2 separate regions of the Mus musculus genome follow, and region 2 is linked to region 1. A link is a loop called in an ENCODE intact Hi-C map of the cell type or tissue named here. Cell type or tissue: gastrocnemius. All regions are shown on one strand. Each heading gives the region's core, and the rest is flanking DNA. Links, peaks and the distances in the headings are about the cores only.

The links. Peaks named below come from ENCODE experiments on the same cell type or tissue, not always from the same donor. Only the 100,000 strongest peaks of a DNase experiment are listed, where the experiment ranks them.
Region 2: it touches region 1 in a loop (9-fold over the local background); 4 of 42 quality-filtered maps call a loop at or near these places.

What each region holds. Positions count from the first base shown.
Region 1 is chrX:91,878,681-91,894,357 of GRCm38, forward strand. It overlaps the pseudogene Gm16465. Among named protein-coding and RNA genes, the nearest start is that of Gm5071, 46 kb to the right of the region's middle. In gastrocnemius, for the core only: no CTCF peak of the experiment used is centred there; no DNase peak of the experiment used is centred there.
Region 2 is chrX:91,395,581-91,411,257 of GRCm38, forward strand. No RefSeq gene overlaps it. Among named protein-coding and RNA genes, the nearest start is that of Gm5072, 11 kb to the left of the region's middle. In gastrocnemius, for the core only: no CTCF peak of the experiment used is centred there; no DNase peak of the experiment used is centred there.

The DNA.
Region 1 (15,677 bases), core at 4,491-12,490:
TCAGAATGGCTAAGATCAAAAATTCAGGTGACAGCAGATGCTGGCGTGGATGTGGAGAAAGAGAAACACTCCTCCATTGTTGGTGGAATTGCAGGCTTGTACAACGACTCTGGTAATCAGTCTGGCGGTTCCTCAGAAAATTGGACATAGTACTACTGGAGGATCCACCAATACCTCTCCTGGGCATATATCCAGAAGATGCCCCAACTGGTAAAAGGACACATGCTCCACTATGTTCATAGCAACCTTATTTATAATAGCCAGAAGCTGGAAAGAACCCAGATGCCCCTCAACAGAGTAATGGATACAGAAAATGTGGTACATTTACATAATGGAGTACTACTCAGCTATTAAAAAGAATGAATATATGAAATTCCTAGCCAAATGCATGGACCTGGAGGGCATCATCCTGTGAGGTAACACATTCACAAAGGAACTCACACAATATGTACTCAATGATAAGTGGATATTAGCCCAAAACCTAGGATACCCAAGATATAAGATACAATTTGCTAAACACATGAAACTCAAGAAGAATGAAGACTGAAGTGTGGACACTATGCCCCTCCTTAGAAATGGGAACAAAACACCCATGGAAGGAGTTACAGAGACAAGTTTGGAGCTGAGATGAAAGGATGGACCATGTAGAGACTGCCATATACAGGGATCCACCCCATAATCAGCATCCAAACGCTGACACCATTGCATACACTAGCAAGATTTTATTGAAAGGACCCAGATGTAGCTGTCTCTTGTGAGACTATGCCAGGGCCTAGCAAACACAGAAGTGGATGCTCACAGTCAGCTAATGAATGGATCACAGGGCTCCCAATGGAGGAGCTAGAGAAAGTACCCAAGGAGCTAAAGGGATCTGCAACCCTATAGGTGGAACAACATTATGAACTAACCAGTACCCCGGAGCTCTTGACTCTAGCTGCATATGTATCAAAAGATGGCCTAGTTGGCCATCACTGGAAAGAGAGGCCCATTGGACACGCAAACTTTATATACCCCAGTACAGGGGAACGCCAGGGCCAAAAAGTGGGAGTGTGTGGGTATGGGAGTGGGGGTGGGTGGCTATGGGGGACTTTTGGTATAGCATTGGAAATGTAAATGAGCTAAATACCTAATAAAAATGGGAAAGAAAAGAAAAAGAAATTAGGGAAACAACACCCTTCACAATAGTCACAAATAATATAAAATACATTGGTGTGACTCTAACTAAGGAAGTGAAAGATCTGTATGATAAGAACTTCAAGTCTCTGAAAAAAAAAAATCAAAAAGATCTCAGAAGAGGGAAAGAGCTCCCATGCTCATGGATTGGCAGGATCAATATAGTAAAAATGACTATCTTGTCAAAAGCAATCTACAGATTCAATGCAATCCCCATCAAAATCCCAACTCAATTCTTCATTGAATTAGAAAGGGCAATTTGCAAATTCATCTGGAATAACAAAAAACCTAGGATAGCAAAAACTCTTCTCAAGGATAAAAGAACCTCCGGTGGAATCACTATGCCAGTCCTAAAGCTATACTACAGAGCAATTGTGATAAAAACTGCATGGCACTTGTATAGTGACAGACAAGTAGACCAATAGAATAGATTTGAAGACCCAGAAATGAACCCATACACCTATGGTCAATTGATCTTTGACAAGGGAACTAAATCCATCCAGTGGAAAAAAGACAGCATTTTCAACAAATCGTGGTGGCACAACTGGTGGTTATCATGTAGAGGAATGTGAATTAATCCATTTTTATCTCCTTGTACTAAGGTCAAATCTAAGTGAATCAAGGAACTCCACATAAAACCAGAGACACTGAAACTTATTGAGTAGAAAGTGGGGAAAAGCCTTAAAGATATGGGCAAAGGGGAAAAATTCCTGAATAGAACAGCAATGGCTTGTTCTGTGAGATCAAGAATTGACAAATGGGACCTCATAAAATTGCAAAGTTTCTGTAAGGCAAAAGACACTGTCAATAAGACAAAAAGGCCACCAACAGATTGGGAAAGGATCGTTACCAATCCTAAATCAGATAGGGGACTAATATCCAATATATATAAATAATACACTTTTTAAAAGCAAAACAATTAGAAATTAACTAGACAATGGAGGAGGTAAGAAAAAGTTGTAGAACAGGAGGTATAAGAGAAATAAAGGAGGAAAATGAGGGGAGCATGAGAGAGAATGGGAACATTCTCTAGTTTGTGTACCATCATTAGGACACAAAACATGACAGGTAATTTATTTCTTTGTATCAATATTAATGTTGCAAAACTTAGCTACCCTGCTCAAATAGAACATGAAACACTTGCCTGGGTCTGTGTAACAACACAAAAAGCTACTGCAAATGATGCTAGAACATTTCCTGGTGGGAAAAATAGCTTCATCCATGGTTTAAGTTTTCCTCAAGCTTTTGCTCATCTCATTTAGACATTTCTTAAAGGGGAAGAAAGGATCAGAAGAGAATCTATCATTGAATTCAGCCAAATAATTTAGGCCCCCCAATCTTGCATGTTTCTGTGTGAACTATTGAACCAACAGCAATTTACAGCTGATGTGATCAATTTAAGAACTTGCTGGTATGCTTCTCCTGTAGCAATTTCTGTTGGTGGTTTTTCACTAAGCACATGCCTATCAATGTATGAAATTCACTGCCCATACCCCAAGCAAATCAGTAAGAACAAGGGAATACCAGTAAAATGCTTGTAAAAGAAGACTTATTTTCCAATGTACTTTTTGAAATCTACCAACATATTTTTAGTACTTGCAGACACACCATTACAAGAGAAATTCATTTGCTGTAATTCTCAAGTTTAAAATATAAATTAAAATATTAATACAGTTAAATTGAAACTCAGTGATACTTCATATATACTACAGAAATCTACAGTTAGCTTTACCAATCCATAGTTATAAGATACACTCATATAATGGATATTTGATATTTTCTTCATTTAGATTTCTAATGCTATCCCTAAGTCCTCTATACTCTCTCCCCGCCCTGCTCCCCAACCCACCCAATCCTGCTTGCTGGCCCTGGCATTTCCCTGTACTAGGGCATATCATCTTCCCAAGACCAAGGGCCTCTCCTCCCATTGATGGACGACTTGGCCATCCTTAGCTACATATGCAACTAGAGACAGCTCTGGGGGTACTGGTTAGTTCATATTGTTGTTCTTCCTATAGGGTTGCAGACCCCTTTTGCTCCTTGGGTACTTTCTCTACCTCCTTCATTAGGGACCCTATGTTCTAACCAATAGATGACTGTGTACATTCACTTCTATATTTGCCAGGCACTGGCATAGCTTCACAAGAGTGAGATATATCAGGTTCCTGTCAGCAAAATCTTTCTGGCATATGCAATAGTGTCTGGGTTTGGTGGTTGTATATGGGATGGACACCCGGGTAGAATTGCAAGCTGGTACAACCACTCTGAATATCAGTCTGGTGTTCCTCAGAAAATTGGACATAGTACTACTGGAAGATCAAACAATACCACTCCTGGGCATATACCCAGAAGATGTTCCAACTTGTAATAAGGACACATGAAACACTATTTTCATTGTAGCCTTATTTATAATAGCCAGAAGCTGGAGAGAATCCAGATGTCCCTCAACAGAGGAATGGCTATAGAAAATATGGTACATTTACACAATGGAATACTACTCAGCAATTAAAAACAATGAATTCATGGAATTCTTAGGCAAATGGATGGATCTGTAGGATATCATCCTGAGTGAAGTAACTCAATCCCAAAAGACCACACATGATATGCACTCACTGATAAGCAGATATTAGCCCAGAAACTTAGAATAGCCAAGATGCATTTTGCAAAACACATGAAACTCAAGAAGAATGAAGACCAAAGTGTGGATACTTAGTTCATTCTTAGAATGGAGAACAAAATACCCATGGAAGGATTTACTGAGACAAAGTTCGGAACTGAAATGAAAGGAAGGACCATCCAGGCAGATTTTTAAACAATCCATTCCTTACTGTGTTTAATAATTTCTAACAACACAATTTTCTCAACAAATTTTATTGTTTATATTTAAATAGTACAGCATGGCATGTGGTAAAATATTTTTATATTAAAATGATGTGAAAGACTGAATGCAGGTAATGGATAGGACTTATAAAAGATGACAAAAAGATAACAGTTTTTATAATTCTGCTTCTGCCAAGAAAGTTTTGGGTTTTGTTGTGCATAAATACATAAAAGTACATTTGATGGTGAAGGCATAAAACCCCATCTGAAGCTTTACAGATTCATAATGGCTATATAGAAGCTCACTGAGATGTATACACTTTGGGCCTGGCTAATTTTGGCATCTGACATATTTTTATTTGTACTTTTTATACCAAAGCTTATAAAAAATAAATGTAATATGTAATCTATAATGTATAATGATTGTAACATTGGAACACTTCGACAACTTTTCAGACTTTGTTTTAAATCTATTAAAATAATGTAGATAAATTGTACTTCACCAAAAATGTTGAACACTTGTGTCATATGAGTAACAAGTAGCCATAGGTGAGTATTTAATGATTATCCATTGAAGAAATGAATTTTGAAATGTCCATAGACAATTACTACAATGGGTAATGTAAAAATATTACTTTACTAAATGTTTATGAATATTTAATGTCACTGGATAAATAACTGGAAAGTAAAATGTTTAAGTTTAAACCTCACTAATCATGTTCAGAAGCAGGAATGTCCTAAAATTTTTACTGGAAACAAACATATACACAGATCCACTAATAATTTAACATAGAAGCTATACTTGTAATACATAATATTGAGGATGCTTCAACAATCCTTAAATAAATTCATAGCTTAGAACAAGTACATTGTTGCAACCCCATAGGAAGAACAATACCAACTAACCAGACCCTCCCCAAGGAGGATTAAACCACCAATCAAAGAGTATACATGATTTGGTATGTGGCTCCTGCTACACACACACAAACACTCGTACATACACAAACACACACACACACACACACACACACACACATGTACATAATTTTGACCCAAGTAGATCTCAACACACACACACACAAATACTGAGTGCTTGAGTGAAAAAGCAAATCTAATAATCAAATACTATATGATATAAACTAGCATTCATATTAAATTCTCATATGTGTAGGGGTTACAGGCTAAGTCCATCCCCAGTATGCTCTTTGGTTGGTGGTTCATTCTCTGAGAGCCCCAAGTATCAAAGTTAGTGAGTTCTTTTGGTGTTTCTATCCTCTTTAGGGGCTGAAAGCCTTTTCTAGACTTCCTTAAGATTCCCCAAGCTCCATCCACTGTTTGACTATGTGTGTCTGTGTCCTTCTGAGTTAGATGCTGGCTGGAGCCTCTCTGCCAGCAACATACACCTGTCTGCAAGCATAACAACATTAATAGTGTCAGATTTTGGTGCTTGCTCATAGGATAGGCAGATCTGTACTGCTATTAATTTGATCCCCTGTATCTCTGTTAGTTTAAATGGATGTTTCATCCATTTTATTATTTCGGGAAAGTTATGGTATTTTCCTGACCTTCTATTTCATAATGTCATCTCTGATCATAGTTTCTTCCATTTATTTTGGGTTTGTCTCTTTTTTTATTTTATTACATTAAAGGGCATTATTAGTTTTTTACTGGGATTCCTCCTTGATTGATTGATTGGTTGATTGATTGATTATTTTAACCCACTGAGTTAAATTGGTGCTCATAAATGTAGAGTCATCCACTGGAGTAAGGGCAATCTACCAGTCCCATAAATACTAGCATGCTTTGTTTCTATTTCTATTTGAATATGAAACTGAAAATCCTTCCTGACTTCTCCAAGGACCAACTAACTGACTGTTCAACTTTTATGTGTTTGTATAGTTTCTCCTGCTAATTATTCCTATATTCATTCCATTTATATGTGATAAAATCTAAACAATTATTCTTGCTTTCCTTGTTAAATCTTGATTTACCTTATAATATGTTTGTCTAGTAGGAGAAATTTTCCTAAACTTTGACAAGTGTATGGCTTTCTACCAATGAACAACTTAGTATCACTGTTTTGATTCCATAGATAATAAAAAGGAAAAGAATGATGATGATATTAGACATAAACTACAGTATAACCCTGTTATAATCCACAGACCCACAGATGCCAAGTAACAAAGAGGTCCCAATGCTTGAATCTCATTCCGAAAGGGAAATAAAATAGACATTGGAGTTGGGTGGAGGGGAGGAACTGGGTGGGAGAGGGAGTGAGGAGGAGACCTAGGGTGTGGATCAGGAGGGGAGAGAGGGCTGTGAGAGAGAATGGAAATCCTGGGATAGAGACTCTTCTCTGTTACAGGAGAGACCTGGGATGGGTGAGGCTCCTGGGAGTCTGTGGGGGTGACATTAGCTGAGACTCCTAGATGTGGGTTATATGGAGCCTGAAGTAGCCATTTCCTATAGCCAGGAGGTATTTCCAGTGGAGGGAGGAGGACTCCAATCTACTCACAAAAGCTGTGAACCAAATTTTGTCCTGCCTATAAGATGTGCAAGGATAAAGATGGAGCAGAGATTGAGGAAATGCTCAACCAATGACTGGCACAAGCTGAGCTCACCCCATGGGTAAGCACCAATTATTGACACTGTTAAGTATACTCTGCTATGCTTGCAGACAGGAGCCTAAAATAACTGTCATCTGTGAGGCTTCATCCAGTACTGGGCAGAAACAGATGCAGAGACCTACAACCAAGCATCAGGCAGAGCTTGGAGAGTCTTGTGAAAGAGTAGGGAGGGGATAGAACTGAATGATCCAGAGGGGTCAAGGGCACCACATGAAGACCTACTGAGTCAATTAACGTAGGGCCATGGGGGCTCAGAGACACTGACCACCAACCCAAGAGCATGCATGAGCTGGACCTATGCCCCTACAAATTTGGAACAGATGTGCAGCTTGGTTTCATATGAGGCACCTAACAATTGGAATGGGGGCCTTCTCTGTTCACTCTCTCATCCATTTCCCCAAGGTGGGCTGTCTTTTCTGTCCTCAGTAGGAGAGAATGTGTCTAGTTCTACTGAGACTTGATGTACCACAGTGGGCTAGGACACATGGGGGCCTCCCATGGAAAGTGAGGGGTAGGGGTGTGAGGGTGGGACTGGAAGGAGAAGAGGGAGGGCACTGCAATCAGGATGTAAAGTGAATAAATAATTAAATAAAAAAGTGGGAAAGCAAGAATATGAAATAGAAGAGCATGGTGAGGACAATCCAGGAGAAGTTGGAGGAGGATATCAGAGGTAGATACGATCAAAGGACACCATACCTATGTATGAAATTTTCAAAGAATAACTTTAAAATATTTTAAATGGAATAGCTTTAAAAAAGGGAGAGGAGAAAATGAACAAAATAAATCAGAAGTGAAGTTACTGACTGAAAGAATGAGACCAGAAGGCACACAAAATAGGAACAGGCATGAAAATTAATAATTTGTATAAATATTCTATATTGAAACCCATTACTTTGCATTCTATTTTTTAGTATTTTTATTAGATATTTTCTTTATTTACACTTCAAATGTTATTCCTTTTCCTGGTTTCCACTCTGAATATTCACTATCTAATCCCCCCTCCCTCTGTTCGCCAACCCAACCACCCCTGCTTCCCTGTCCTGGCATTCTCCTACACTGCAGCATTGAGACATCACAGGACCAAGGACCTCTCCTCCCACTGATTTCTAGTAAAGCCATCCTCTGCTACTTATACAGCTGGAGCCATGGGTCCCTCCATGTGTACTCTTTGGTTGGTGGTTCAGTTCCTGGGAGCCCTGGGGGTATCGGTTAGTTGATATTTTTGTTCCTCCTATGGGGTTGAAAACTCCTTCATCTCCTTCACTCCTTTCTCTAGATACTCCATTGGGGACCCTGTGCTCAGTCCAATGGTTGGTTGTGAGCATCTACCTCTCAAATACCTCTGTATTTGTCAGGCACAGGCAAACTCTCTCAGGAGTCAGGTATATCAGGTTCCTGCCAGCAAGCATTTGTTGGCATCCACAATAGTGTCTGGGTTTGGTAACTGTATATGGGATGGATCCCCAGGATGGGCAATCTCTGCATGACCTTTTTTTTTTTGTGATACTTTATACAGACAAAGTTTTTCTGATGTATCAACGAACCAAACAACCCTCTGGATGGTGAGGGCAACCACAGCTGGCACTTAGTCCCCTGTAACTCAGCAGCACTGAGATGCCAGCAACACCCAGTTAGCAACCCAGCACTGGGTGTCCTGGCACCCCAGGGAAACAACAATTCACTCCAATGACAGTGACTCAAGTGGTTGGAAAACAAGGTGGTTGATGGCCCTTAACCACAGCCAGCAGCCACCATCAGGTTCCATCCAGAGTCCTGTTTCCCATCACAGAAGCACAAAAACTGCAAAGGTATTGTCGCACAAATACATGTGTTGCAGGATCCAGTGTAAATGATGGGACATGCAAATGATAAAGTTTTCCAAATGCTTTCCCCCATAATAAGATAATCTTGATAAAAACGTAATTTAAAAGAAGTGTCAAAAGCAGGATGTAAAATCATAGTTGTAAACTGTCAAAGCTGAAGTTGAAGACTCATCCAGATCAGTCCTGACTTATTGATGGAAACTTTAGTTCAGTGATTTCTGAGTTGGGGAATCTGCTCCCACTTCTGTCACTGTAAGTGTCCCTGTGTGAGAGCCAGCAACCTTTGTGAAGGTAATGTGGAAGCTGCCCCACAGAGGCCAGGAGGAGGCCAAAGTAGGGTGGAGAGGGTTTGATAGGCCTGGACAGGAACTCAGGGTGATATTGCACTCCAACAAAAAAATGGATGATCTTCCAACTCCATGATCCCCATCCTCTCTCCTTCAACATCTTGGCTAACAAACTTCAAGCCTTGCTCTTCCAAGCACTTTTTCAGGACTGGGTTCACCTCAAATCGGTGGTGGTGCCTTTCTTCCAAGTAGTCTGTGTCTCCATAGAGTTTCCTCATGTCTGAGTTCTTAGTCCGTAACAGGGTTCTCCTCTTGCCCAGCCTCATGGTTCCACCCATTTGCCCAGTGTTATGTTCTGGAATGTCTATGACCACACGATAACTAGTATTGGGGTCAAACTCTGTACTATTGGCATCTTGCCCTCTGAGCACATTTCTTGAAAATTCTACCACTGCTAGCTACATTCCTAAGCACACACCCAAAAAAGGCTTCTTCTGTTTCCAAGCCCAAGCAATTGCTTGAATTTTTCCTTCTGTTCCCCAAACACCATATCCTCCTGGAACCAGCACTCCATGAGGACTGCAGAGCTTCTGCCATGCCTCAAGGTAGCGCACAGGCTTTTTCTGCAGGGTACTTGGCTCCAGGTCTGTGGAATCTGTGTACTTGATCTCCAACTTGTTAATAGCCAGTGCAGAATGTTCTAGAGATTTAATGACAAAGGCATAGGAGTCTGAGATTTAGTGTATTTACCCACAAGAGCAGGTCTCCAGCAAGTGATCGTATCTGCCTGCCATCTCTTTCCATTACATCAGCATTTTTCGTGACTCTCTCAGTAGGAAGATCAAGTCTCTGAAGAAAGTAGTTTACAACCCCTTGCTCTTCTAACAATAAGGGTACCTGGTAGATGAACGAAACATCATGAACACAGATCACTTGTTCAGGTTCCACATGGCAAAACATTGATATTTTATCTTTCACAGGTGTGTCTGGAGGATTTGAGCACCTGCACACCACTAAGTCTGGAAAAAGCCCGAGTCCTCTAAGTTCCCGAAAACGGTTCTGGGTGGGTTTTGTCTTCTGTTCCCCTGTTGAACTTGGCTGATGAACCAGACTAACATGGATATTACAAAAGTTTTCCCTCTTTACCTCTTTAACTGGTGGAAGGCCTCAATGAAGGGCATGCTTTCAATGTCTCCCACTGTGCCACTGTGGGACCCTGACTTAGAGCATTTCTCCCTGGAAGGTAAAGCCTCTGGACATTCCCCAAGCTCGTTTTCCCTGATCTCTAAAAATACAGCCAGAAAGAAGCTCTTTGTTCTCTATAGCCAGCAAAAAGCCTTTTTGTTTCTATAATTTACAACCAGAAATGTCTGCCTTCCTGTGCTAAGGACACAGAGATAAAAATTCAGAAAGAACTCACTCCCCACTCCTGCCTTGTAAATTTCACCAAGGACACCTGGAAGAGAAGAACTCTCCTCCCAACTCCTCCCAACTCTCCTCCTAATTCCTCATCTAGCTGTTAAAAGACCCTACTGTCACTGCTCAGGGTCGAACTCCCCTGCCCTGCACAGTGGAGGGACTTCATCCTCAGCTAGCTGATAATAAGACCTCGTGAAGTTTGCATTAGGTGTGGTTTTCTCTCCGGTCACTGGTGTGCTGGCCAGCTCATCTCAGGACTTGAGGGGAGGCCCGGCTTCGGGAATCTTAAACCACCAAGCTCAATAACACACACTTGAGGTTCTAAGCCATCTTCCGTTACAGGTATTAATGACTGTCTCATCACCCACTCTTGGATTGCATCAGTGATATGAGGGTCAACATGAAAAGTCTTCCCTAAGTAATCTCCTTTGCTCTCCTTGTTAATGACATACTGGTATATCTTTCCTATGGTCAGATTATTGTCCTTGGTGAAATGGATATCAAGGAGTCTCTCATAATGTCCCAAGTCAAGGTCAACTTCTCCACCATCATCCAGCACAAAGACTTCTCCATGTTCATAAGAAGAGGATGTTCCTGCATCGATGTTAATGTAGGGGCCAATTTTAATTGATGTTACATGTAAGCCACATGATTTAAGTATTGTGCCAACACTGCTGGCGATGACTCCTTTTCCAATTCTGGATATAACACCACCAGTAACTATAATGTACTTCATTTTTCTTTTAACCTGAGGACGGCTTCGGAGTCTCCTGTCAGCCACAGCAAGGCCAGAATGCGCACAGTGAGCCTCGGGCAACCAGTGTTCCTCTGGATGGCCTTTACTTCAGTCTCTACTCCATAATTTGCCTCTGTATCTCCTCCCATAATTATTGTGTTCCCCCTTCTAAGAAGTACTGAAGTCTCCACAGTTTGGTCTTCCTTTTTTTGAGCTTCCTGTAGCCTGTGAATTATATCTTGGGTATTCTGAGTTTCTGGGCTAATATCCACTTATCAGTAAGTGCATATTATGTGTGTTCTTTTGTGATTGGGTTACCTCATTCAGGATGATATTCTCTAGTTCCATTCATTTGCCCAAGAATTTAATGAGTTCGTTGTTTTTAATAGCTGAACAAAAAAGAATAGAATTCAAAGTCCTTAGTGATCAGATAAATGCAAATCAAAGTGACCCTGAGATTCCACCCTACACCAATCAGAATGGCTAGATAAAAAACTCAGGTGACAGCACATGTTGGTAAGGATGTGTAAAAAGAGGAACACTATTCCATTGCTGGTAGGATTGCAAACTGGTGTAGCCACTCTGGAAATCGGCCTGGAGTTTCTTCAGAAAATTGGAAATAGATCACCCTGAAGACCCAGCTATACCACTCTTGGTCACATACTCAACAGATGCCCCATAATGTCACAGGAGCACATGTTCCACTATGTTAATAGCAGCCCTATTTGTGACAGCCAGAAGCAGGAAAAAAAGAACTAGATGTCCCAAGACAGAAGAAAAGATACAGAAAATGCGGTTCATTTACACAGTGAATTACTCTTCAGCTACTAAGAATGAGGACATCATGAGTTTTGCAGGTAAACGGATGGAAGTAGAAAATATTATCCTGAGTGAGGTAACTCAAACCCAAAAGGACATGTAGGGTATGTATTCACTAGTAAGTGGATATTAGCCTAAAATATACTGAATACACAGGATACATTCTACAGAACTCAAGAAAATAAATATTTCTTTAAGTGCTTCTTGGCCATTAAAGATTCTTCATTTGTGAATTTTCTGTTTAGCTCTGTACTCAATTTTTTAATTTGTTTATTTGGAATTTGGAGGTTAACTTCTTGAGTTATTTATATATTTTGGATATTAGCTCTGTGTCAAATATAGGGTTAGTGATTTTTTTTCCTCCATTCTGTACTTTGTTGTGGCTTTCCGTTTCTAGCCTTAGTCTGTGGTGATCTGATAGAATATATGAGATTATTTTAATCTTCTTCTATTTGTTAAGGCTTGTTTTATGTCTGATAATTTGGTTAGTTTTGGAAAAGGTTCCATGAGGTTCTGAGAAGAAGTTGTATTCTATTGTTTTAGGGTGAAATGTTCTATAGATATCTGCTGAATCCATTTGGTTCATAACTCCTGTTAGTTTCACTGTGTCTGTTTAAATGCCCTGTTCACTGATGAGAGTAAAGTATTTAAGTCTCCCACTATTATTCTGTGAGGTGCAATGTGTGCTTTGGGCTTTAGTAATGATTCTTTTATTAATGTGGATGCACTTGCATTTGGAGCATAGGTGTTCAGAATTGAGACTTCCTTTGGTGGAATTTTCCATTGATGAATATGAAGTGTCCTTCCACATCTTGTTTGATAACTTTTGGTTGAAAGTCTATTTTGGGGGGTATTAGAAAGGCAGCTCCAACTTGTTTATAGTGACCATTTGCTTAGAAAAAAATTCCAGCCTTTTCCTTTGAGATTGTATCTGTCTTTCCCACTGAGGTTTGTTTCTTATATGCAACAAAATGTTGGATCCTGTTTATATATCCAGTCTCTTAGCCTGAAAAATACAGAAGAGGATGCTCACAGCCATCCACTGGTCTGAGCACAGGGTCCACAATGAGAAGCTAGAGAAAGGACCTAAGGAGCTGAAGGGATTTGCAGCACAATAGGAGGAACAAAAATATGAACTATCAAGTACCCCCAGAGCTCCCAGGGACTAAACCACCAATCAAAGACTACATACACATGGTGGGACTCATGGATCTAGCTGTATATGTAGCAGAGGATGGAGTAATCAGTCATCAACAGGAGGAGAGGGCCTTGGTCCTGTAAAGGTTCTATACCCCAGTATAGGGGAATGCCATGGCCGTGGGTGGGTGAATGAACAGGGGGAGGGGGAGGGGATAGGGGGTTTTCAGAGGGGACACCTGGAAAGGGGGACTACATTTGAAGTATAAATGAAGAAAATATATAATAAAAAAAGAAATAGTGAATGGAACATTCAAAAATTAATACAATTTAATGGCTGGAAAAAAAAAAGAACTGATGTCCTATGGATGACTGGGCAAAATAATGAAATTATAGGGACATTGGATATGAGGCTAAATTTATCAGTTTATTTTCTTAAGGAGTTTGGTAAGGTAATGAAACCAAGTTTATTTCTATTAAAATTATGATCTAAAGACAAAACCAAGAGCGACAAGGATGAACTGATCACTTTACATTGTTTTACCAATTATAGAGCATCATGTACTATGAAACCTTTTTCCATGTCTCATTTTACACTTACTGAGAAGACATTTGCAAAGATTTTCCAATAACTTTAAAACCCCAAGTCTATTACCCTTGACAAAGAGCAGTAAACGTGGCAGATATTAGATAAAGAAGCAAATATAAAACAAATTAATCTTCAATTACAGGAATATTAACAATATAACAAAAAAGTATGTATATTTTCCCCATGCATAACAAAAGTTATTGTATTAGTGTATTCCCACACACTCATGAATGCCCCACTACTCAGAAGACTGGCTTGTCTTCAGCACAGAGATAGCCATCATCAAGGGCTATCTAAATGTAGGAGGAGCTTCTAGGTTAGGCATGGGAGGGAATCCTGGCAGCATGGAAACCACCAGCCTCATCTCTCCTTGCTGCTCTCTCAGCCTGGTTACTGAAAGCCTCCTCTGAAAATCCCCTATTCCCTCCTGCCTCTGCTCCCCAACACACACACTCCAGCTTCTTGGTCCTGGCTTTCCCCTACACTGGGGGCATAGAGCCTTCACAGGACCAAGGGCCTTTCCTCCCATTGATGATTGACGAGGCCATCCACTACAACATATGCAGCTGGAGCTATGAATCCTACCATGTTTAATCTTTGGTTGGTGGTTTAATCCAAGGGAGCTCTGGGGTTACTGGCTAGTTCATATTGTTGTTCCTTCTAGGAGGATGCAAACTGCTCCAGCTCCTTAGGTACTTTCTCAAGATCCTTCACTGGGGGCCCTGTGCTCCATCTAATGGATGAATGTGAGCATCTACTTCTGTATTTGCCAGGCACTGTCAGAGCCCCTCAGGAGACAGCTATATTAGGCTCCTGTTAGTAAGCTATTGTTGGCATCTGTCATACAGTCTGGGTTTTGTTTTGTTTATGGGATGGATCCCCAACTGGAGCAATATATGGATGGTCATTCCTTCAGTCTCTACTCCTAACTTTGTCTCTGTAACTCCTTCCATGGGTATTTTGTTCCTCATTCTAAGAAGGATTCTGAGCTTCTGGGCTAGTTTTTCAGTGAGTGCATATCACCTGTCTTCTTTAGAGAATGGGTTACCTCATTCAGGAAAATATCCTCCAGATCTGTTCATTTCCCCAAGAATTTCATAAATTCATTGTATGAAATTACCTGAGTAGTACTCCTTTGTCTAAATATACCACATTTTCTGTATCCTTTCCTCTGTTGAGGTAATTCTGGTTTCTTTTCAGCTTATGGCTATTATAAATAATGCCGCTATGAACATAGTGGAGCATGTGTCCATATTACATGTTGGGACATCTTCTGAGTATATGCCAAGGAATGCTATTGCTGGATCTTCTGGTAGTGCTATGTCCAATTTTCTGAGGAACCATCAAACAGATTTCCAGAGTGGTTGTACCAACTTGCAATTCCACCAGCAATGGAGGAGTATTCCTCTTACTCCACATCCTCAGCAGCATGTGCTGTCACCTGAATTGTTGACCTTAGCCATTCTGACTGTTGTGAGGTGGAATTTCAGGGTTGTTTTGATTTGCATTTTCCTGATAATTAAGGATATAGAACATTTTTTAAAGGTGCTTCTCAGCCACTTGGTATTCCTCAGTTGAGAATTCTTTGTTAACTCTGTACTGAATTTTTTAATAGGTTAATTTGGTTTTCTGGTGTCCAACTTCTTGAGTTCTTTATCTATTGGATATTAGCCTCTATCTGATTTAGGATTGATAAAGTTTTTTCTCAATCTGTTGGTAGCACTATTTGTCTTATTGACAATGTCCTTGCCTTACAGAAGCTTTGCAATTTTATGAAGATTATGAACTTACAATGCAAGTCATTACTGTTCTGTTCAGGATTTTTTTCCCGTGCCCATATCTTCGAGGATTTCCCCACTTTCTCCTCTAAATTTCAGTGTCTCTGGTTTTATGTGTAGTTCCTTCATCCACTTAGACTTGAGCTCTGTACAAAGAGATAAGAATGGATCAATTCACACTCGTCTACAAGTTAAACACCAGTTAACCCAGTACCATTTGAGGAAGATACTAGTTTCTATCCACTGGATGGTTTTAGCACCCTTGTCAAAGATCAAGTGAGCATAGGTGTGTGTGTCCACTTCTGGGTCTTCAATTCTATTCCATTGATCTACCTGTCTATCACTGTACCATTACCAGGCAGATTTCATCACAATTTCTTTGTAGTACAGCTTGAGGTCAAGAATGGTGATAACATCAGAGGTTCTTTTATTGTTGAGAATAGTCTTTGCTATTTTCGTTTTTTTGTTT
Region 2 (15,677 bases), core at 2,949-10,948, 480 kb before region 1:
TCCTCACCTCCAACATAGCAAATATCTAACCTTCTCCAGGGTACCCCATCCCTTGCCCTGACCTAGTCTAGTCACACCAGCCCACCCAGCAATCAACATCTCTGCTCCAACCAGAAACTCCACTATCAGCAAACACTCACAGGGCCATTCTGTGCAACATCTCCTACCACACTGCTTAATGGAACTTACCACACCCTCCACCAGAGTCTAGCCTGGTGAGTACACCTGATCTCCCATTCACATCTTTTTGCAACCTGACAAATCAAATCCTCATTCTATAACCAAGGCTCTGGACTAGTCTATCATCCTTGCCTGACAGCTTTCAGTCAACCTATAGGGTTTTCCCAGTTCCCACATCCCCTGCCATAGCTGAACATCACTTTCTGTGCCACAGCAAACCTGCAGGTTTTTAGCATGACCTGCCCTATCTGTAACCACCCAAAGGTCTTTGCCTCTTGACCAAGACCCATTGGTACCCAGACCTTTCAAGTACACCTCCAACTATAACCTGGTAAGCACCCCTGATCTCCATTTCTAACCCACCAGATCAAGCTCTCATCCCACAACAGTTGTTTTACGACCCTCATATGCACAAACAGCCAGCCTCTAGACCTCCTAAGAGTCATATATCCCTTACCCTGGCATAGACTGACTAACCCTGCCTGCATTGTGCCTATTTTTTTGGGCTTCTTCCAGGACCTGCCATCACCCACAGGTCCAATTCAGTACCCAGAGGTCTTAGTCAGGGTTTCTATTCCTGCACAAACATCATGACCAAGAAGCAAGTTGGGGAGGAAAGGGTTTATTTAGCTTACACTTCCACACTGCTGTTCACCACTAAAAGAAGTCAGGACTGGAACTCAAGCAGGTCAGGAAGCAGGAGCTGATGCAGAGGCCACGGAAGGATGTTACTTACTGGCTTGCTTCTCCTGGTTTGCTCAGCTTGCTTTCTTATAGAACCTAGGACTACCAGCCCAAGGATGGCACCATATCAATAATGGTCCCTCCAACCCTTGATCACTAATGGAGAAAATGCCTTACAGTTCGATCCCATGGAGTCCTTTTCTCAAGGGAGGCCCATTTCTCTGTGATAACTTCAGCTTGTATCAATTTTTTAAATCATATTTTAACTTTATTTACATTTCAAAAGTTATCCCATTTCCTATTTTCCCCTCTGAAAATCTACCTATCCCCTTCCCCCTTCCCCTATTCCCCAACCAACCCACTCCTGCTTCCTGGCCCTGGCATTCCCCTACATCTGGGCTTAGCACCTTCACAGGACCAAGAGCCTCTCCTCCCATTAATGACTTACTAGGCCATCCTCTGCTACTTTTGTAGCTAGAGACATTTGAGTCCCACCATGTCTTTTCTTTGATTGGTGGTTTAGTCCCAGGGAACTTTGGGGGTACTGGTTAGTTCACATTGTTGTTCTTCCTATGGGGCTGCAAACCCCGTCAGCTCTTTGAGTACTTTCTCTAGTTCCTTCATTGGGGACCCTGACCAGCCAGTACACCAGATTTCCCATGACCTCCTCTAGGGTCTAGCCTGGTGATAACTTCTAGCCCTCCCATTTTCCTCAACCTGCAAGATGGAGCCCATGTCACACAACCTGTACCCCAACCTACTCTAGCTAGCTCCACTTGTACTATAGCCAACCTTTAGGCTTCCAATAGGTCTCACGTTCCTTGCCTCTGCGTAGTTTGTCCATAACCACCTGTTTCCCGACAAATCTAGGTTCTCCCTACCTATAACTACTCACAGGACCCTTTTCTATCACCTCTTCCAACCCACTCATTACCTATATTCACCACATCCTTCTCAAGGGTCTAGTCTGGTGTGTTCCTCTGAGCTCCCATCCATACCTTTTCAGTATCCTGCCACATGTAGCCCAGGCCACACAAGCAATGCCCAGGCTTAGTTTAGCCACTATGTCTTGCACTGAAGCCAACATTTATGCTTTCCCAAAGTCCCACATCCCTTGTCCTGACAAAGTCTGAACATTGTCTCCAGCTGAAGCCAACCTCTAGGTTTCTCCCAGCATCTTTTCTATGTGAAACAACCAACAGGTCTTTTCAGCATTAATTTCAACTACCCTACTTGCTACCCAGATTTCCCAAGTCTTCCTCTAGGATCTTGCTTAGTGAGTCCACCTGATCTTCCCATTTATGCCTTTTCCAATATGTGGCCTATGCTTCCCAGATGCACAACCTGTGGAGCAGATCAGGCTATTTTGGCTCTTTGTTTATGCCACAGCCAAACCATTGGCTTCCCTGGGGTTCCACATGCTTAGCAATGCCCTAGGTAGAATACCCATGCCTTTGGTGCAGCCACACTCTAGATTTTAGCCAGGACCCACTCTTCCTAAATTCAACTATTGATTCCTTCTGTGTAGCCACCAATCATCCCCTTGTAATCCTCCCGGATCAGGCCTGGTTCGTGAGTCTTAGCATATTCATCCACAGTTTTTTTTTTCTCCAATCTACACAGTCTCTTTACCCTCACCTGCCCTGGCACCAAACCGTTGACATCCCCCAGGACCCACCTTATAGCCACACACAGGTTCCTCCAGTGCTGCCTCCACTGGCCCCACTTCACTTATTACCCAGACTTACCACATCTTCCTTCAGGGTAAAGCCTGGGGCGTACACCTCACTTTCCCCACCCACTCCTTTCCCCTAGCCAGCTACACACAGTCTGGGTAATACAAGCAGTGCCCTGGCTTTGTCTTACACCCTGACATGTCCCACAGTCAACCTCTTGTTTTCCACTGCATCTTACATTCTTTACCCCTGCCTAATCTGGCCACCCCTGCTTGCACATCATTAAACTTCTAGGTTTCCACTGAGACCTGCCCTACCTAAAACCATCACCAGGCTTTTCTGCTAGGTCTCAACCACCCTAGTTAGTACTGGATTCTCATAATCTCCCAGGATGTAGTCTAGGGAGTATGCCTGATGTTCCTTTACATGCTTTTTCCACAACCTGCCATGTCCTAGCTTTCATGGTCAGTGCCCTGGCCTAGTTCTGCCACCTTTAACTGTGCTGCAGAAATCTACTTGCTTCCTCAGGGTTCCATAACACTTGCACTGCCCTACTCTTGCCATACCAGCTTTATGCAGCCAACCTCTAGGTTTCTGACAGGACCTACCTTACTTGCAACTGACAACAGGCTCTTTCTCCTCAGCCCCCAGCAAGCACCCTCCATTTTCATATTCTCCATGGTCTAGCCTGCCAAATTCCCCTGATCTTCCAATCCAGGCCTTTTGTGAATCCTGGCAGATCTATCCCAGGTCACCTGGTCACCCAAACATTGTCCCATCCCAGTTTGGCCATCCCTGCATGCAGAGCATGCACCTTCTAGGTTTACTGAGGGTACAAGATCCCTTTGCCATCCCAGTCTGATCACTCATCCCTGTGCTCTAGCCAACTTCTAAGCTTCCACCAGGATGTGCCCACCTGAAACCACAGAAAATTCCCTTTTGTGTCACCTGAAAACATGACAACTGTTTCATAGATATCCCACATCATCCTTCAGGGTCTAGCATGGTGCGTTGCCTGACCAACCTGCCAGATGTAGCCTAAAGTCCATTAAATTGTGCCCCAGCCTTGTTGGACCATATCTGACAGCACCAGAGCCCACATATAGGTTTCTGCTAGGTCCTGCTTTAACTGAACCCCCCTACTTTGGACCCAGATTTCCCATGTTCTCTCCTTATGTCTACCCTGGTGTGTTCCCTTGATCACATCTTTTCCTCAAACCATACGATATTAAGAGGTCTGCAAAACCTGACCTTGGACTTAGTCTAGCTACACTGGCTTACACTGCACTTGACCAGTTCAAGTCTGTCTCACATCTCTTGTTTTACCTACTCTGACTACCCCTGCCTGCATAGCAGATAATCTCTATGTTTCTGCCAGGACTTGCCTTCCTGCAGCTACACAAAGGTCCCTTCTGTGCAGCCTCTACCATGACTTTCAGTAACCAGATTTACCACATCTTCTTGTTAGTACACCTGACTTCCCAACCCAAATCTTTGCCACAACTTGCCAAATCTAATCCCAGACCACATGTACTTCCCTAGCCTAGTGTCGTAACCCTGCCTATATTACAGCTAACATCTAGGCTGCCACCTTATCCTGCACTACCTAAAATCACCCACAGGTCTTTCTGTACTACCTGAAATCACTCCTCAGTTCCAAGACTTCCAAAATACTCCATACTCCTGCAGTCTGGGTAATACAAGGTCAAGTCTGGTAAGTCTCTTGAACATCAGATCCACAGCTTTTCTGAAACTTGCCATATGTAGCTTTGGTCTGCCAATCAGAGTCCTGTCCTATGCCTAGTGCTCATGTAAGGCAGGCAACCTCTACGCTTATTCAGGATCCCACATCCTTACACCTGGCTTAGTCTGACCACCACTACCTGCTTTTGTGTTTGCATGTGTGTGTGTATTTTTTTCTTTTTTTTTTTTTTTAGATAAAGACATTTTATTTATTATTTATTTTTTCCATTCTCACCCCCTTTTCTTTTTTCTAATTTTTATCAGATATTTTCTTCATTTATATTTTAAATGCTATCCCAAAAGTCCCCTATACCATCCCCCCACCCTGCTCCCTTATCCACCCACCTCCACTTCTTGGCTCTGGCGTTCCCCTGTACTGGGGCATATAAAGTTTGCGTGTCCAATGGGCCTCTCTTTCCAGTGATGGCCGACTAGGCCATCTTTTGATACATATGCAGCTAGAGACATGAGCTCTGAGGGGTACTGGTTAGTTCATATTGTTGTTCCACCTATAGGGTTGCAGACCCCTTCAGCTCCTTGGGTACTTTCTCTAGCTCCTCCATTGGAGGCCCTGTGTTCCATCCAATAGCTGACTGTGAGCATCCACTTCTGTATTTCCCAGGCCCTGGCATAGCCTCACACGAGACAGCTATATCAGGGTCCTTTCAGCAAAATCTTGCTGGCATGTGCAATAGTGTCTGTGTTTGGTGGCTGATTATAGGATGGATCTCCAGGTAGGGTAGATTCTGGATGGTCCATCCTTTCGTCATAGCTCCAAACTTTGTCTTTGTAACTCCTCCAATGGGTATTTTGTTCCCTATTCGAAAGAGGAATGAAGTATCCACACTTTGGTCTTCCTTCTTCTTTTTTTATGTGTTTTGCAAATTGGATCTTGGGTATTCTATGTTTCTGGGCTAATCAAGTGAGTTCAATTGTGATTGGGTTACCTTACTCAGGATGATATCCTCTAGATCCATCTATTTGGCTAAGAATTTCATAAATTCATTGATTTTAATAGCTGAGTAGTAAATGTGTAAATCCATTGTGTAAATGTGCCACATTTTCTGTATCCATTCCTCTGTTGACATCTGAGTTTACTTTGTTTTAAGGAGCTTCTTTGCAGGATGGAATATTTCAATCTGAAGGAATATGATATACAATACTTTTTAAATTCTTTCTGCCTCCATCTTCCACAATGATCCCTGAGTCTTGGAAGGGGTGATTACAGAAATTTACCTAAGTATTAGGCTACACTGCCACAGCAAAGGTCATTTGCTGCTTTACCAGTGGTTATGAGTTGAGTCAGTCAACAATAACGATGATCTATGAGTATAAATTTGAATTTCCTCTTGTGGAACAGGCCTTAAATCCTATCAGAAAGCTGCTGGACTTTCTCATCGTAGCAAAGTAAGTACTCTGTAAATAGGCACATTCTGCTGTGCATGTCAGTATTTACCAGGTAAGGTCCACCGTCAAGCAAGAATATCGGGACAGTTTTCCACTAGCAGTCTGTTTGCCCTTCTTGCACCATGAAAGGATTGACGTTTGCAGTTCAGTCCTGAAAAATTTCTCTATGTCTTACAAAGTAAGATTTTCAGAAATAGGAGAGTCTTACCATCTAGTACTGCCATATAACCAACAGTAGGGCTTCAGGGGCTTCTCTGGACAACTTACAGGAGTTAAAGGATCTCAGCAACTGAGGATTTCATTCAATAACATTTTTGGCCTTTCCTACCCTAGTAAGTTTGTAAGGTAGATAGGAATAACGTTGTACCTGGTTTACTCTCCAAAGTTTTCCCAAACTTTCAAAACATGTCAAGGTTATCATTATGTCATCTATATAACAAAACCTTTCCCAGAGAATTGGCAAGAGGGGACAACATCCAAAAACACCATCTCATAGAAAATAGTGGGATAAGGAAACTGGGCGTGGTGATGCACACCTTTAATCCCAGCACTTGGGAGGCAGAGGCAGGCAAATTTCTGAGTTCGAGGCCAGTCTGGTCTAGAGTAATTTCCAGGACAGCCAAGGCTACACGGAGAAACCCTGTCTCCTAAAACCATAAATAGATAGATAGATAGATAGATAGATAGATAGATAGATAGATAGATAGATAGATAAAGTGGATTAAAATGTCTTGGTGACACACTCTAAAGCTCTCTTGTGTTGTCATATGTTCTGAGTAAGTATTAGTTGACCCCAGAAGTTCATTACTAATAAGAAACTAGAGTTGGAGAGAAAGAAGTTAATTTACAGCATGGAAACTTTCCATCCATCTAAATCAATTGCTTCCTCCTCAAATCCAGATTGGGTACAAATCATAGATAGGAGATGGTAATTCTTAATCATTCTCTCTGAGCTATTACATTTCTATATCCTGGATTTTTTCCACAGAGACGCCTTACATTTCTCTACCCTTGGGAACTCAGAGGACCTCACAAAATCTTTTCTGATCTTCCCAGGTTCAAAGGAGAACATAGACCTGTTTTCCCATGCTGTATCTGCTAGTTTCGTGGGTTACAAAGTCCCTAGTTTGGTACTGTAGCTATTTCATCCCTTTTTATCATATGTGGATGTTCAGGGAAAACTTGGCTAAGCAAAGCCCCTCTACCCCTGGCATAGCTTTTTTCTGGAGGCTTCCTTGGAGTATCAATTTCTTTCCCCTATACAATGTAAACAATCCTTTCTGCTTTACAGTCATCCTCTAGTTTTCTGCCAGAACCAGCCCTACCTGCAATCACCAACAGGCTCCTTCTGTGCTGCCTCTGACAGCACTATCCAGATTTTCCACATCTTCATCCAGAGTCTAGGTTGGTGAGCATGCCTGTTCTCCCCAGCCACGAATTTATCCTCAATCTGTTGAGAGGCCTCACTTCTAGTGTCCAGGCCTAGGCTAGCCACTCCAAATGCAAGGCAGATAAACTCTAGGCTTTTCCAGGGCCCCACATCCATTCTTCAAACATAGTCTGACCATACTCACCTGTGCTGCAGTCGAGCTCTAGGATTCTCTGAGGACCCCTTCCTGAATAAAGCCACATACAGGTCCCTTCTAGGGTATCTCTAACCACCACATTATGAACCCAGACCACTCATATCTTTCTACAGGGTCTCTTCTGGTGACTATCAATAAGGTGTGAAAATAAAATAACCACTTCACTATACATTATTAAATACCCAACACTTTAAAAATTATATTCCATATCCTTTATATTTTGAAGAAATATTCCAATATTACTCAAAATTATAGATTTATCAGAACAACTCCATGGATATACATTTTGGAAATTTCTTATAAGTTCTTTTTTTAATTAGATATTTTCTTTATTTACATTTCATGTGTTATCCCCTTTCCTGGTTTTCCCTCCCCAAACCCCCTATCCCCTCCCCTCTCCCCCTACTCACCAAACAACCCACACCCATTTCCTGGTCCTGGCATTCTCCTACAGTGGAGCAGAGAGCCTTCACAGGACCAAGGACCACTCCTCCCATTGATGTCCAAGAAGGCCATCCTCTACTACATATGCGGCTAGAGACATGGGTCCCTCCATGTGTACTCTTTGCTTGGTGGTTTAGTCCCTGGGAGCTCTGGAGTTACTGGTTGGTTCATAATGTTGTTCCTCCTATAGGGCTGCAAAACCCTTCAGCTCCTTAGGTCCTTTCTCTAACTCCTCCATTGGGGACCCTGTGATCAGTTCAATGGTTGGCTGAGAGCATCCACCTCTGTATTCGTCAGGCACTGGTATAGCCTCTCAGGAGACAGCTATAACATGCTTTTGTCAGCAAGTACTTGGATGGACCTGGAGGGCATCATCCTGAGTGAGGTAACCCAATCACAAAAGAACTCACATGATATGTACTCACTGATAAGTGGATATTAGCCCAGAAACTTAGAATACCCAAGATAAAAGATACAATTTGCAAAACACATGAAACTCAAGTAGAATGAAGACCAAAGTGTGGTCACTTTGCAACTTCTTAGAATTGAGAAGAAAACACCCATGGAAGGAGTGACAGAGACAAATTTTGGAGCTGAGGCGAAAGGATGGACCATCTAGAGACTGCCTCACCCAGGGATCCATCCTATAAACAGATAACGTTATATATGTACTATGTACCTGCATTGTGTGTGTGTGTGTGTGTGTGTGTGTGTGTGTGTGTGTGTGTGTGAGTGTGTGTGTGTTTATGTATATACGAATGTAGGTAGGAAGGTATGAGAAAGGTCAGAATTAAGGCTTTATTTTTCTTCTCTTTTAAATGTTCACATTATAGTTATGCCTTGAAAACACATAACTTCACAGATAGCCTTAGCATTAACCTTTCTTAAGAGATAATGTTGGAAGAAAGCATGGGAGCTGTTTGTCCTGTTATTCATGATTAGATTGTCTGTTGACTGAATGAGGACCCACCTATATATTCTTGGCATACATCCAGAAGATCCTCCAATTTATAACAAGGACACATGCTCTTCTATGTTCATAGGAGACTTATTTATAATAGCCAGAAGCTGGAAAGAACCCAGATGTCCTTCAACAGAGGAATGGATATAGAAAATGTGGTACATGTACACAATGGCGTACTATTCAGCTATTAGAAACAATGTCTTCATAAAATTCTTAGACAAATGGATAAAACTAGAAAATATCATCCTGAGTTACGTAACTCAATCACAAAAGAACACACAATTGTGATCAAAACTGCATGGTACTGGTATAGTGACAGACAAGTAGACCAATGGAACAGAATTGAAGACCCAGAGATGAATCCACACACCTATGGTCACTTGATCTTTGACAAGGGAGCTAAAACCATCCAGTGGAAAAAAGACAGCATTTTCAACAAATGGTGCTGGCACAACTGGCGGTTATCATGTAGAAGAATGCGAATTGATCCATTTCTATCTCCTTGTACTAAGGTCAAATCTAAGTGGATTAAGGGACTCCACATAAAACCAGAGACACCGAAACTTATAGAGGAAAAAGTAGAAAAAAGCCTCGAAGATATGGGTACAGGGGAAAAATTCCTGAATAGAACAGCAATGGCTTGTGCTGTAAGATCAAGAATCAATAAATGGGACCTCATAAAATTGCAAAGCTTCTACAAAGCAAAAGACACCATCAATAAGACAAAAAGGCCACCAACAGATTGGGAAAGGATCTTTACCTATCCCAAATCGGATAGGGGACTAATATCCAATATATATATAAAGAACTCAAGAAGGTGGACTCCAGAAAATCAAATAACCCCATTAAAAAATGGGGCTCAGAGCTGAACAAAGAATTCTCACCTGAGGAATACTGAATGGCAGAGAAACACCTGAAAAAATGTTCAACATCCTTAATCATCAGGGAAATGCAAATCAAAACAACACTGAGATTCCACTTCACTCCAGTCAGAATGGCTAAGATCAAAAACTCAGGTGACAGCAGATTTTGGTGAGGATGTGGAGAAAGGGGAACACTCCTCCATTGTTGGTGGGATTGCAAGCTTGTACAACCACTCTGGAAATCAGTCTGGCGGTTCCTCAGAAAATTGGACATAGTACTACCAGAGGATCCAGCAATACCTCTCCTGGGCATATATCCAGAAGATGTCCCAACCGGTAACAAGGATACATGCTCCACTATGTTCATAGCAGCCTTGTTTATAATAGCCAGAAGCTGGAAAGAACCCAGATGCCCCTCAACAGAGGAATGGATACAGAAAATATGGTACATTTACACAATGGAATACTACTCAGCTATTAAAAAATGAATTTATGAAATTGTTAGGCAAATGGATGGACCTGGAGGCTATCATCCTGAGTGAGGTAACCCAATCACAAAGGAACTCACACAATATGTACTCACTAATAAGTGGATATTAGCCCAGAAACTTAGGATACCCAAGATATAAGATACAATTTGCTAAATGCATGAAACTCAAGAAGAACGAAGACCAAAGTGTGGACACTTTACCCTTTCTTAGAAATGGGAACAAAACACCCATGGAAGGAGTTACAGAGACAAAATTTGGAGCTGTGACGAAAGGATGGACCATCTAGTGATTGCCATATGCAGGGATCCATCCCATAATCAACTTCCAAAATGCTGACACCATTGCATACACTAGCAAGATTTTGCTGAAAGGACTCAGATATAGCTCTCTCTTGTGAGACTATGCCGGGGCCTAGCAAACACAGAAGTGGATGCTCACAGTCAGCTATTGGATGGGTCACACGGCCCCCAATGGAGGAGCTAGAGAAATTACCCAAGGAGCTAAAGGGAACTGCAACCCTATAGGTGGAACAACAATATGAACTAACCAGTACCCCGGAGCTCTTTTCTCTAGCTGCATGTGTATCAAAAGATGGCCTAGTCAGCCATCACTGCAAAGAGAGGCCTATTGGACTTGCAAACTTCATATGCCCCAGTACAGGGGAATGCCAGGGCCAAAAGGGGGGAGTGGGTGGGTAGGGGATTGGAGGGGTGGGTATGGGGGACCTTTGGGATAGCATTGAAAATGTAAACGAGAAAAATACCTAATTTAAAAAAAACAAAAACAAAAGAACACACAAGGTATTCACTGACTGATAAGTGAACATTATCTCAGAAGCTTGGAATATCAAAGATACAGATCGCATACCACATGAAGCTCAAAAAGAAGGAAGATCCAAGTGTCAAATCTTCATTCCTTCTTAGAAGGGTAAACAAAGTTCTCATGGGAGCAAATATGGAGACAAAATATGGAGCAGAGAATGAAAGATAGGCCATCCAGGGACTGCCCCAACTGGGGATCAATTCCATATACAGGACCAAACCCAGACACTACTGTGGATGCTATGAGGTACATGCTGACAGGAGCCTGATATAGCTGTTTCCTGAGAGGCTTTACTAGAGCCTGGCAAATACAGAGGTAGATGCTTGCAGCCAACAATTGGACTGAGCATGAGGTCCCCAATGGAGGAGTTAGAGAACAAATTTAAAGAGCTGAAGGGGCTTGCAACTCCATAGGAAGAACAACAATATCAACCAACCAGGACCCCCAGAGCCCCCAGGGACTAAATCACCAACCAAGGAGTACACATTGAGGGACCCATGGCTCCAACTGCATATATATAGCAGAGTATGGCCTTGTTAGGCATCAGTGGGAGAAGAGCCCTTTGGTCCTGTGAAGGCTTGATGCCCCAGTGTAGGGGAATGTGAAGGTGGGGATGCAGAAGAGGTTGTAGGGTAGACACCCTAATAGAAGCAGGGGTAGGGTGTAGGTGGTTTCAGGGGAAGGACCAGGAAAGGGGGTACCATTTGGAATGTAAATAAAGAAAATTCTAAATAAATAATAATAATTTAAAAAATCCCAAGGTTAAAAAAAATACAAAAGACAAATGAGCAAGATGAAAAACATCAAAGCATGTTGCATCTTGACTCAATTAACAATATTAAATAATCCACATTATTTTATCTGAACAAAAATAATGTTCAGTCTTTTAAGATACAACAAACAATTTTTACTATCAAACTTCTTATAGCTATATTGTGTTATAATGATAAGAAATTACTTAATAATCTCCATCTATTAAATAGGTTACAGATCACTTAGCATAATCTCTAGACTAACACTTTTTCAAGTAACTTAAATGTCTGCACTATCCTAATATGTCTCCCATGCTAACAGCAACTGAAGTATCTTCAGTGAAGCACTAAAACTTGTGTGGTTTCAGACCATAGTCAGAAGCATAAGGGCCAATCTTTCAAAGTTTGTCTCTATCCAATTCTCTTATTTCATTGTGTTTCCGTCTACAGATCTGCCTCCACTTCAGGAACCATATACAGGTTCTCGTTTCACACAGATTAAAGGCTTTTTTTCTTATTGACAATGTTGTGATTTGCCTTTCTATTATTTCATGGTTGAGTTCAGTCATGGGAAAGATCAACTAGAGTGTCACTGTCATCTTCACAGCCATGTGCAACAGAATGCGTCTTTTTAAAATGTGAAAATCTTGGACACCTTCACAATTTGCCCTTTTTAAACGGGTACACAGTATACATCTTTATGGGATTCTTATGTTTCCAGAGTCTATCAGATAGCTTTTACATTTGTTTACATAAAGAACTTGTATATTTCTTTCAAATTTTATTAGGTATGTTTTAGATGTTGTTTTATATTTAATGCTGTTCATAAATGCTCTAATTACTTCTTTCATTTGACTATCCTTCTGATTTTACTATAGTGATGTTTTGTATGCCCACTTTTCAAACTGCTTTATACATTCACATATTTTCTGGGCCAGTTACTGGTTTGTAAGCATACATCAATAACACATGTTAACTATATACAGCAATGTTGTCCAATGTGTAATTTTCATCTATGCCTATATTTGGATAATATTCATCTCCTGTAACATCTAATATCTTCTTATCTCTTTCTGATCCCTCGATATATATATATATATATATATATATATATATATATATATATATATATATATATACACACACATACATACACACATATGGACAGTAAAACTGATTTCATTAGTTGGATACTATTAATAGTGCCACAATAAATATGAGTGTGCATTTATCCCTAGGATAACCTGACTTTTATTTTTGTGTGTTTGTGGGTAAGTGTATATACCTTAAAGCATTATAGGTACATCATAGGTTATTTCTATTTGTAAGTTTGGACATAATATGGTTTAGAGTTACAATGGCTAGTCTAATTAACATTCTTTGGGAAAATATTTAGTCTTCATATTTCCTTGTATCTTCACCAGAATGTATTGTTTGATAGCAACTCTAACTTGGGTGATATAAAGCCTTAACATATATATGTTGGTTACAACTTGGAGGAATCAAGCTACTGCTGACTTGATGTCTATACTCGTAGGTCTAGTTCTCATAACATCAGAAGGTAGTAGGCACTTTGCCAAAGAAAGAAAAAATATCTGGCTCTAAAGCCTGTAACCTCAACAATGGCTAGTAGGGAGCAAATAATGACACTTTCAACTGTCTAATTGGATTTAAAGCTCACTCAACATAGAAATACATGCCTTGTATTGTTTACCTACCCCAGGATCCATGAGAAGAGATTTCTACTGCTATCTTCCTAAATCCATAAAACTGCCTATCATATTTCAAAAACATATCATTATATCCATAGTAAGTTTAACTCTCACCTCTCCTCAAAATTGCTTGTTTTTGCAGCAGACACAAGCAACTACAAAAATCCACTACTGATCAAAATGCAGAGAATAACTGAATATGATGTGTCTAGCCACAGTTAGCACATCTTCAATACAACTCCTATATATAAAGCTCAGGAAACATTAAAGAAGAGAAGGAAGGAAGAAATTAAGAGCCTGTGGTAGTTTGACCAAGCATGGTCCTCATAGGCTTGTAGACTTGAATGCTTGGTTGCTTAAAATAACACTATTTGAAAGGATTAGGAGGTGTGGCCTTTTAGGAGTAGGTATGATCTTGTTGGAGGGAGTGGAATAGGTTCTAACACTTGTATTATGTTAATTGGGTTCCCAAAATTGCAAAGACTCAGCATGTAAGATGCTAAGGGTCCCTTCCACCAGTTGGTTTTGATTGGTAAATAAAGTTGCCAGTGGCCAATAGCTAGGCAGAGAGACAGAAGCAAGACCTTGGGATTCACAGGCAAGATGACTGAGAGAGGAAGAAGGAGGTAGAGCCACCATGCCAGAATGGAGTAAGGTCTAGGCTTGAGAAGGCAGATGAGAGAGCATACCAGTCTTGTAACAGCTGGGTAAGAGTTCTGGGAAGAGCACCATCCCACTGGGTCTAGGGCAGCAAAGATAGAATACAGATTTTTAGTGATAACTCAGGAATATTGAGGGAGATGTGTACACCATATGTAGGTTTGGGAGTAGCCCAGCCAATGAACTGTTTAAGGCACACTAAAATATAAGGCTTTGTATGTGTGTGTCTTTCCTTCCGGAACCCAGAATTTGGGGGTGGGTATCAAGGATTTGAGCAGAATTAATTAGCAATGCAACACTTTCACCTTGCCTGTGGATCCCTATAAAGAATTCCTCTCAGATACTTTTCTTGTACCATCTATGACTGCCTGCATGTGGCCAAGTTTCCTGCCATGATGATAATGGACTAAACCTCTGAAACTGCAAGCAAGTCCAATTCAATTAAATTTATAAGAGTTGTTGTGGTCACGGTTTCTCTCCACAGCAATTGAACAGTGCCAAAGACAGACTCAAAAGAACCAGAACTACTGCTGGAAAACAGTGGCTTCTATACATGTCAAAGATACTACACCCATGAAATCTCAACAATAAAGTTGTCTAAACAGGGCCTACTTATTTAAAACACCAGTTAATGAACAATGCATACAAGGGAAAATTTCACAAGGCCCTTACCAGAGAAAATGACCTACAGATAATCAACTGATGCTGAGAATGTGATATTCTCAGATATGATTGGAGGAGGGGATGTTTTGATATTACAAAGTCTGTATATATAGGCCCTGTCAATAGTCAGGATAGAGAAATGAGCTCAGATGGGATATCACCTCAAAATAAATAGGACTTCAAAGTTTTCTCTCTTTTCTCTACCATGACTTGCCTATAGCAATCAGATCAGGCCAAAGTGATTAGTTGAAACATACCAATATTCAACATCAGGAATATCAAAAGTTGAAGACTTTAGCATGAAATAAACAGAAGTAAAGTGGCTGAGTACCTATACCCAGTGAAGTTAAGAAACTTAATGAAAATCACACCTGGCACATGCTTATCATCTCAGCACTCACATGCCAAGGCAGGAGAATTAGCATGAATTAAAGGCTTGCTAGGGCTACATTTTAGGTTTTAGCAAAGCTAGATTGCTGAGTGAGCCCTTGTATCAAAAATCAGCACACACACACACACACACACACACACACACACACACAAAACAAACAAACAAAAACCTAAAACTAAAGTATAGGTACAGTAATAAGTTTTATTGTTAACTTCACATAATTCATATTTGCTTGTAAAGACAGTCTCAATGAGAGATTTTTCAGATCAAGATGGTCTCTGGGAATATCTGTGGAAGATTATCTTATGTTAACTGACATGAGAATGTCTGACCACTGTGGGGGGGTACTATCCCCTGGGTTTGGGGACTGGATGATATAGAAGGGGAGAGAGCAAGCTGAGAGCAGGCATGTATTCATTAAAAATCTTTCTCTTTCTCTCTCTGTTTTTGAGTGTAGGTGTTACTACTTGAAGTTTGTCTTGAATTTCCTGCAATGATGGATTACAATATGGCATTTTGAACTAAATCATTTCCCTCCCTAGTTATATGTTGCTGAGTGCTTTTTTGGGAGAGATGTATGCTGTTTAAGTGAAGTGGATTCATAGGTTTTGAATGTATACCTACCTCAGCAAATCAGAG